Linked DNA regions of Homo sapiens: all the other regions are linked to region 3. The links are chromatin contacts, found by Hi-C or POLR2A ChIA-PET in ENCODE. All regions are on one chromosome and are shown on one strand. The core of a region is the stretch at or near the end of the contact, and the rest is flanking DNA. Distances in the headings are between cores, read along the strand shown.

What was found. A loop is a pair of places that touch in the nucleus more often than their neighbours do. ChIA-PET counts read pairs that join two places held with the same protein, here RNA polymerase II (POLR2A). Pooled maps may share reads with other maps.
Region 1: a loop to region 3 is called in a map of PC-9, with 17 times the contacts of the local background. The contact joins the promoter of CHFR here to the promoter of ZNF605 in region 3. A Hi-C loop is called at or near these places in 13 of 168 maps with a recorded cell type or tissue (CD8-positive, alpha-beta T cell, PC-9, ascending aorta and 7 more), 22 of 37 single-sample maps with no recorded cell type and 28 of 50 pooled maps. POLR2A ChIA-PET finds 5 or more read pairs at or near these places in 2 of 52 experiments (BJ and GM12878).
Region 2: POLR2A ChIA-PET joins it to region 3 with 18 read pairs in activated T-cell. The contact joins the enhancer-like site here to the promoter of ZNF605 in region 3. A Hi-C loop is called at or near these places in 1 of 50 pooled maps. POLR2A ChIA-PET finds 5 or more read pairs at or near these places in 4 of 52 experiments (Panc1, activated CD8-positive, alpha-beta T cell, activated T-cell and 1 more).

The regions. Positions count from the first base shown.
Region 1 is chr12:132,885,992-132,889,133 of GRCh38, reverse strand. It overlaps CHFR (checkpoint with forkhead and ring finger domains), which reads left to right and starts at 1,529. Exons shown (of 18, transcript NM_001161346.2): 1 at 1,529-1,587; 2 at 1,794-1,938. The coding sequence starts at 1,806. It overlaps CHFR-DT (CHFR divergent transcript), which reads right to left and starts at 1,292. Exons shown (of 2, transcript NR_110919.1): 1 at 1,202-1,292; 2 at 563-1,014. RefSeq lists enhancers at 1-736, 1,073-1,482 and a silencer at 1,553-1,672.
Region 2 is chr12:132,864,884-132,867,987 of GRCh38, reverse strand. All of the region lies in intron 6 of CHFR (checkpoint with forkhead and ring finger domains), which reads left to right. Among named protein-coding and RNA genes, the nearest start is that of CHFR, 21 kb to the left of the region's middle. Within about 2 kb of position 1,612, at least 3 of the 41 ENCODE cell types and tissues checked have a DNase peak (open chromatin) inside an H3K27ac peak, as active enhancers do.
Region 3 is chr12:132,954,827-132,957,671 of GRCh38, reverse strand. ZNF605 (zinc finger protein 605) reads left to right here and starts at 1,366. Exons shown (of 5, transcript NM_183238.4): 1 at 1,366-1,429. It overlaps LOC124903064 (a long non-coding RNA gene), which reads right to left and starts at 1,123. Exons shown (of 2, transcript XR_007063552.1): 1 at 942-1,123. RefSeq lists enhancers at 1,156-1,235, 989-1,817, 2,095-2,389, 1,818-2,648 and a silencer at 1,396-1,735.

The DNA of each region.
Region 1 (3,142 bases), core at 280-2,779, 69 kb after region 3:
GGGTCTCCCCATGTTGCCCAGGATGGTCTGAATTCCTGGGCTCAAGCGATCCACCCACCTCGGCCTCCCAAAGTGCTAGGATTACAGGCTTGAGCACCACCACTCTGGCCATTCTAATGCAGATGCCGCTCCAGGCAGCAGGCTTCAGAGAGAATAGATGGTAAACTTTTCTTATCAGAGTTAAAAAGGTGCCAGAGTCTTACATTCTCTCCTGGATCAGGAAAAGATGTGGAAAAGGAAGGAGATTCTCTACAAAGTAGATTTCCCCCAGGAGACAGTTTTGCAGGGCTACGTAAAACTATGTTAAATAAATACATGTCAGGGTAAAATACTTCGTTTTCTTCCAGGGCCTGCTATTTGTCATGTGATGTATCTTAATGCTACAGACCGTTTGGTCAGCCTTAAGTTGTCTGTTTTAACGTCGACGCTGGTCAGTTATACCTGAATTCCAAAGGGAGGACAGTATAATGGGACATATCCAAACCCTGCTTCCCATCAGGGACTGAACTGGTTTTTCAGATTAACTTTGGCGTTGAGAGACTCAGTTCATTCAGTTGGTTGGGGAGGCTTACAATTTTATTTTTGGTTTACAAGGTATAGATAACTATGCCTATACCTATATATACAAATGTTTATATATGTATATATGTGTGTATATATGGTTTGTTTTACACAAATGGATGCCTACTTTATTTATTTTGGTAGCGATGAGGTCTCAGGCTAATCTCGAACTCCTGGGCTCGAGATCCTCCTGCCTAGGCCTTCCAAAGCACTTAGATTACAGGCGTAAGTCACTGCGCCCGGTCCTGCTTCACCCTCTTAAAACCGCCCTTGGGGGCTCCTCATGAGTGCAGACATTGGCGCGTTCCTCCAAACCGCACAGACTCCCCCTGCGTGGACGCGTCTCGCCGTCTTTACTCCTCTTTCGCCGACCTTTCACTTTCAGGGAATACCCTCTGGCGCCCTTCTCTGGAGCACACACGTGAACGCCGCCGGATTCCAAGAAGTGAGATACTGAGGCAAAAGTTACGCGCGTTCAGAACAGGAAGACCCCGCAAAACGCCGGCCAAGACGTGGCCCCGCGTCCACCCTGCCCACAAGCAGCCGCTCCCACTCGCGGACCGCGCCCTGTGCCTCAGACTTCGGATCTGTGTGATCCACTGTGTGCAACTGTACCCGAAAGGGTCCCCACGTGCACTACCTCGTGACAACTAAGATGGACCGTCTTCTACTCCTAGGAGTCATCCCCAGATTAGCGGGGCTCTCAGAATCCTTGGGGCTTCCAATCCGGAAGTTCCCCGTCCCTTCTGCCCCAACATAACATGGCGCCGACCGCAGCCACTTCCGTGATCCGCAGGCGACGAAGTCGCCTGGTCAGGATCAAAGATGGCCGAGCGCCCTCCACGCGCCTACTCTCGCGGGCCACTCCCGGCTCCGCTTTAGCTGCCGCTCTTGGTGAGCGCCGCCGCCAGCCAATCGCGGGGCGCAGAGGCCTCTGGCCCCGCCCCGCGGATCAGCTGAGGGAGCCGCAATGTCTCTTGACAGCGGCGGCGGCGCAGCCGGTTCCGGGTTCGGCGCGGGGCGGGGGTAAGCGCGGCTGGCGAGGGGGCTGCGGCGGGCGGCGAAGGGGGACCTGGTTGCGGCCGTGGGAGGGGGCGCCCGCCGGCGTCCAGGCCGGGCTGCGGGGCTGCGTGGGCGCGGGCGGCCGGGCCGGGGCCCGCGGGGTGGGGCGGGCGCCGAGTCTCGGCCTCTGGGGTCGGGAGTCTCCATGGGCGTTTCCGGGGTCTCCGCAGATGTGAATCCCGATGGAGCGGCCCGAGGAAGGCAAGCAGTCGCCGCCGCCGCAGCCCTGGGGACGGCTCCTGCGTCTGGGCGCGGAGGAGGGCGAGCCGCACGTCCTCCTGAGGAAGCGGGAGTGGACCATCGGGCGGAGACGAGGTGCGGGGCTGAGGCCGGGGCCGGGGGCCGGGGCCGGGCAGAGCCACCGGGTTGCGGGCAGGCCACACGGGCGGCGGTGCAGTGTGCGCTCCAGATTTTTCCGTGGAGTGAAATGTCATGTAAGAACTGGTATTTATTCGGTGTTCTGCCCACCGATTCTTGCGCATGATTCACGCACATCATTTAGCCTTCGTTACAACTGTATAAGTTAGTTGTGTTCATATACTCTCCAGAATGCAATATTGTCACGTTCGTTGCCGTACAGAGTATCTTTTCTGACTGTAATGGAACGAAATTAAAAATAATAGAAGGAAAAGTGGAAAATTCACAGATATGTGGACATGAAACACCACACTCTTAAAGCAACCGGTGGGTCAAATAAGTCTTTACAACGGGGACCTTGTTTTGAGACAAATGAAACAAAAATAGAATACACCAAAAGGTATTTAGGATGCAGCCAAGGCAGTACTCAGAGGGAAATTTATAGCTGTAGTGCTTATATTAAAAAAGATCTCAAGTCCCAGCCCCTAGAATATTTATTTATTTAATAAACCTGGAAAGCTAAAAACTTGAACAAAGTCATACAACGGGTGAGAGAAAGTTCCCTCAGCCTCCACATTCACTGCCTCCAGTCTCCCAAGTGACCATCTGGTTGTTTGATTTCCTCTGAAGCCTTTGTATGGGGAGAGAAATGCGCTGGTCCTGTCAACAAAAATGTTTAGTTTGTCTGAAAATTAATGAATTAGCTCCGACATTATACTCTAAAAAGGAGCGAGGATGGGAAATATTTGCTGTTTGGAAGCAATTTTTTTTTTTTTTTTGGTTAATTTCACCCCTTATAATGTGCTTGCACCTGGTTTTTTTTGTTTTTTTGTTTGTTTTTTTGAGATAAGAGTCTTGCTCTGTGGCCCAGACTGGGGTGCAGTGGTGTGATCTCAGCTCACTGCACCCTCTGCCTCCCGGTTCAAGTGATTCTCCCGCCTCAGCCTCGGAGTAGCTGGGACTACAGGCGTGCGCCACCATGCCTGGCTAATTTTTGTATTTTTAGTAGAGATGAGCTTTCGCCATATTGCCCAGGCTGGTCTTGAACAACTGAACTAAAGTGATTCACCTGCTTCGGCCTCCGAAAGTGCTGGGATTACAGGTGTGAACCACTGTGTCTGACCTGGTTTTGTTTTTTGGGGTGTTTTGGTAGTCTTACATT
Region 2 (3,104 bases), core at 363-2,862, 90 kb after region 3:
GATCGCGCTATACATATTATTTTTTTTTAATTTTCTTAGCTATTCTCTATTCTAGATTATGTTTTGAATTAGCTTTTCCAGTTTAATAGAAAAATCTTTTTGAGATTTTTGATTTGGGGAGAATTGACAGTTTTACAGAGCCCAGGAAAATGGTGTTTCTCCTTGTTTGTTAAGCTCTTCCTGTTCTTCAGTGAAGTCTCACGGCTTTCTTCGTGTCGTCTGGGCTCATTCTTAGTCCTGGAGTGCTTGGCTCTCGCGTTCTTACATTCCATAGCAGTCTGCAGATTCCTATGAACAGAAGAGCCTCTGAATCTCAGATTAGGCTGTGTTTCGATCTGACAGGAAAGCTGGTTCCCTGATAAAAAGTCCAGAAATGCCCGCTCAGCTCAGCTACTCCTGAGGTCACCAGGGCCTTCTGTGCACTCCACGCTGCTGTTTTTGCTCAGGTTTTTGCCTCGAGGTTTCACAGTGGCTGCCAGAGCTCTGAACATCACTGACACATTCATGGCAGGCACCAGGAAGCCTCCGGAGAAGGGACCTTTGCTTTCCATGGATCTGTTGGCTGATCCGCAGCAGCAAGAGCCATGTCTCCCAGAAGACTGCTCCCTCTGTCTCATGAGCCAGCCTGGCTGCTCTGCTACAGGACACTCCTTGTTTTTATGTCTCTCTGTGTATTCCAGTGGGATTTGGGGAAGGAGCGGCATCGGGTGCAGGGACTCAGTGTGCCTTCTTGAAACCAGAAACCTCTCACGCTCTCTGGGCCTGTTTCCACTTCTGTTGATGTGGTTTTTACTCCGTTGTATGCCGTTGCTCTGTCTTCACACGGGCAGCCACACCTCTCCTGTTCGTTGATGTTCTTGAGGCCTTGTTGCATCCGCTCCTTCCTTCTTCAGAGGCTCCTTTGGATGAGCCCAGCTCCTCAGCAGCAGAGTGCTCTTTATTTTCTGTTTTTTTGAGACAGAGTCTTGCTCTGTTGCCCAGGCTGGAGTGCAGTGGCGCAATCTCGGCTCACTGCAACCTCCGCCTCCCGGGTTCAAGTGATTCCCCTGCCTCAGCCTCCTGAGTAGCTGGGGTCACAGGCGCGCACCACCACCACGCCCAGAAAATTTTTGTATTTTTAGTAGAGACGTTGTTGGCCAGGCTGGTCACCAGGAGCAGAGTGTTCTAAAAGCATACCTCAGTCTGATGGATGACATCCCAGCCATCTGAAGAGTAACATCCAGATGTGTTGTAACATTCCAGTGTGTTGTAACATTCCTGTAACATTCCAATGTGTTGTAACATTCTGGTGTGTTGTAACATTCCTGTAACATTCTGGTGTGTTGTAACATTCCGGTGTGTTGTAACATTTGGTGTTACGCGGTGTGTTGTAACTTTCTGGTGTGTTGTAACTTTCTGGTGTGTTGTAACATTCTGGTGTGTTGTAACAATCGCGGTGTGTTGTAACATCCGGTGTGTTGTAACATTCCAGTGTGTTGTAACATTTGGTGTTACATGCTGTGTTGTAACATTCTGGTGTGTTGTAACATTCCCGGTGTGTTGTAACGTTCCAGGGTGTGTTGTAACATTCCGGTGTGGTGTTCCGGTCTGTTGTAACATTCCAACATTCCGGTGTGTTGGTGTGTTGTAACATTCCAGTGTGTTGTAACATTTGGTGTGTTGTAACATTCCGGTGTGTTAACATTCCGGTGTGTTGTCACATTCTGGTGTGTTGTAACATTCTGATGTGATTTCGGGACTCACCTGGGAGGACTTCTCAGGTGCTAATTGGGGACACTAAGTTGCAGGCAAGACTGTGGAGAGTGAGTGCTATGTAGTTTCCACCTGATATTTCTGGAGATAAGAGGAACAGCGGAGACCAAACCCATGACAGACAAGTTTCTACTAGCCTGTCTCCTGTAGACTAAACACAACCCCGGCTTCTCAGAGCCTCTTTGATTTACCTTTGTTTTAACATCATAACCTTAAATTTATGAGTGAAAGAAAATAACACTTCAAGATGAAAGCATCTCAGCACTGGGCACAGTGGCTCACGCCTGTAATCCCAGCACTTTGGGAGGCTAAGGTGGGCAGATCCCTTGAGCCCAGGAGTTCAAGACCAGTTTGGGCAACATGGTGAAACCGTATCTTTACAAAAAATACAATATAAAAAATACAAAAATTAGCCGGGTGTGGTGGTGCATGCCTGTAATCCCAGCTACTTGGAAGGCTGAGGAGGGAGGATTGCCTGAGCCTGGGAGGCAGAGGTTACAATGTGCTGAGATTGCACCACTGCACTCCAGCCTTGGCAACAAAGCCAGAGCCCATCTCAAAAAAAAAAAAAAAAAAAAAAAAGACCTGTAATCCCAGCACTTTGGGAAGCCAAGACAGGCGAATCACTTGAGGTCAGGAGCTTGAGACCTACCTGGCCAACATGGTGAAACCCCGTCTCTACTGAAAATACAAAAATTATCCAGGCATGGTGGCAGGCGCCTGTAGTCCCAGCTACTCAGGAAGCTGAGACAGGAGTTTCACCTGAGAGAGGAGGATCACCTGAGGCTGGGAGGCGGAGGTTGCAGTGAGCCGATACCGCGTCACTGCACTCCAGCCTGGGCGACAGACCAGGTCTCAAAAAAAAAAAGAAAAGAAAACATGCCAGATTTGAATAGCCACCTGAATGCTGAAGTTTTACCAGCTCTCTTGGGCTGTGTACCCTTCATCGTATCTTCCAGGTTCCTTAAAACCTACCCTTGGGCACAGCTGGGATGTGCACTGGCTCTTCACAGCTAGATCCAGCATGCACTGACTCTCCCCGTGCAGGGACAGCCCCAGAGGAATAGAGGTGGCGTTCCGGCCGCTCCAGCGTGGCCCACAGCGTTTCAAGTGCAGCAAGCACAGACAGGACGCGGGGTTACTAGTATTTTGGATTGACTGCAGATTTTGAACTGTCTGCCTAGATGAACTATACCATGTCCCTAGGGCCAAGTCCCATGTGCATTTTGTGGCTACTAGACCCTCTTCAGAAATCAAACACAAAATAGCTCTGGCCTGTAAAGAAAACAAACTTCACCAGTAAAATTGTTTCCTGTTCCTATCCACCAATGTGCATAGCACAGTGTGTAGTC
Region 3 (2,845 bases), core at 117-2,616:
CAGCCTCCCGAGTAGATGGGATTACAGGCGCCCACCACCACGCCCAGCTAATGTTCTGTATTTTTAGTAGAGACGGGGTTTCACCGTGTTGGCCAGGATGGTCTCAATCTCCTGACCTGGTGATCCGCCCACCTCAGCCTCCCAAAGTGCTGGGATTACAGCCGTGAGCCACCGCGCCCAACCCTATCATCTATTTTCATTCCTTTTGTCAATACTGCTGGATTGGATGTACTAAATGTAAGGTCCTCTGAGCTGGCCGCACCATGGTCAAGCCATCGTGACATTCCCCCACCCTTGTGATAATGTACTTTGTAATATTCCCGGTCCTTGTGAATGTACTTTGTAACATTCCTCTCCGCCCTTGTGACAATACACCCTCCCCGCCCTTGTGAATGTACTTTGTAACATCCTCCCCTGCCCGCAAAAAATTGCTGCTGAGGCCGGGCGCGGTGGCTCACGCCCGTAATCCCAGCACTTTGGGAGGCCGAGGAGGGCGGATCACGAGGTCAGGAGATCAAGACCATCCTGGCTAACACAGTGAAACCCCGTCTCTACTAAAAATACAAAAAAATTAGCCGGGCGTGGTGGCGGGTGCCTGTAGTCCCAGCTACTCAGGAGGATGAGGCAGGAGAATGGCGTGAACCCGGGAGGCGGAGCTTGCAGTGAGCCGAGATCGCGCCACTGCACTCCAGCCTCGGCGACAGAGTGAGACTCTGTCTCAAAAAAAAAAAAAAAAAAAAAAATTGCTGCTGACTCCACCGCCTATCCTATCCCAAAGCTATAAGAACCAATGACAAGCCCACCACCCTCCGCTGACTCCTTTCTCAGACTCAGCCCACTTGCACCCAAGTGAATAAACAGGCGTGTTGCTCACACTTAGCCTGCTCAGGTGGTCTCCTATACGGACGCACGTAACACTAACATTTACCGATATTACTTACAGCTACGATGAAAAATGGAAAAGCAGCCGGACGCAGTGACTCATGCCTGTAATTCCAGCATTTTGGGAGGCTGGGGCAGGAGGATCATTTGAACCCAGGAGTCGGAGACCAGCCTGAGGCTGCAATGAGCGTTCATGGCACCACTGCACTCCCCACTGGGTGACAGAGCGAGACCCTGCCTCCAAAAAAAAAAAAAAAAAAAACAAGGAAAAGATGCAGACGCTTCCTCCTGGAGGCGCCTTTAGGTTCTCTCACAGACATGTTGGGCCAGCAGTGCTGGCTCCATCCTAGATTTCTTCCAGTCCTCCCCAGTTAGCCGCCAAGGGGCTTTTCCAACCGGAAACCTCCAATCCGCGACCCCGGCGGGTGCACCGCCGAGCCCCCCGGGAAGTGTAGTTCCAGCGCGAGCGGGACGCTGGGAAATGTAGTTCTGCGCGTTCACGTCCCCGATCGGGCCGTGTCCGCCGCGGCCCTGCGAGGTCCGAGGGGTAAGGGAGCGTGCAGCGGGGGCGGGACCACGAGGCGGCGGGGCTGGGGGCGGCCTCTGTGTCTGCGCCGGGGATCGCGGTGACCCCGCTGCGGACCGGCTCGCGGTGACCCCAGCGCGAACGAGCTGGCTGCCGGCTGGGGCGAGAAAGGCCTGCGGACCGGCCTGGGCGCATGCGCGGAAGGCGGGCCTCAGGCGGGGGCTCTGGGGGCGCGCGGGGGTGGGAGGCAGAGGGTGGGGTGGGGGCTGTAGGGCGGGCGGCGGCGGGGCGCTGAATGTGGGTGTCGGGGGAGATTTGGGGTCAGCTGGGCGATTCACTGGGGGCCTATGGAGGTCGCTGTAGACTTGGGGTGCAGCACGGGCGGGGCAAGGGGACGCGAGGTTGCCCTTGGCCCCAGGGGAGAGGGGCCCCTGGGAGGCCGTGTGGAGGATTTGTCTGCAGCGATTAGGACTCTGCTGATGAATGATTTGGATGCCTTTGGGTGAGCATTGGAGGCCAGCGGGGTGAATGATGAGGCTTCTGCGGGGGCCTGCGTTGGAGGGCTTAGGGGCTTGCTTGTGTGGGTTCCATTCACTGGAAAGCCTGCCGGCTGTGACAGTGTTGGATTTCACCAGAGCCCTGTGCTCCTGGAAAACAGCGAAGGTTGAGGAATTTCCCACCCTTTTGGGTTCCAGCAAATGGCTCACTGCAAAGATCTCCCGTTCCCTATATGACTTTGGTCAGCCTCCAGGATGCCCCTTGTTCACACAGACCTGCCACGTTGCCGTCGCTTGCCTCATCGGTGACTGGCTGAACTCCACCGAGCGGTCGGAGCAAAATGCTCCTTAAGCAAACTTTAGCTAAGCTTCTTTCCTTTCCCCATTTTCTTGAGCTTTGGCCCATCCCCAGCCTGAGCCAACACGCAGCCTCGCCTGAGAACAGGCTGGCTCAGGGTCAAGCTTTCCCCGCTCTGCTGTCTGGTCGCCCGCACTTCCACCTCGCTTGGCCAGGCCTGGTCTTTGCTAACCTTGTTCACACCTCTCTGTGAAAGAAAAACCCTTTTTGCCTTGCAGAGATGCACGTGAGTCTCGTGGCTTCACGGTTCTTCCCAGAAGCCCGTTCTCCTTCCCCTTCCCAACCCTCTTCCGCGTCTTTTTTTCCCCACTTCCAATAACCCTTTGGAACCGTCTTTCTTTGCTCTGTCCAGTTGTATGTTTTATTTGACAGCTGAATAACAGTGGTTGCTCTTTCAACCCCTGTCTCCAATAGCGGAGGCGAGTATGGGGTGGCCTATGCTGGCGAGTGGCTGGGGTTTGTTTCTGTGCTTGTGTTTGGGGATCTTATGATGGAAGCATTAGGAATGGCGCTGTGTATTTGTGACAAGGGAGTCTGGATGTAAGTTAATGGTGGACCTGTTGCAAGTTGTGAGTGCGTGGA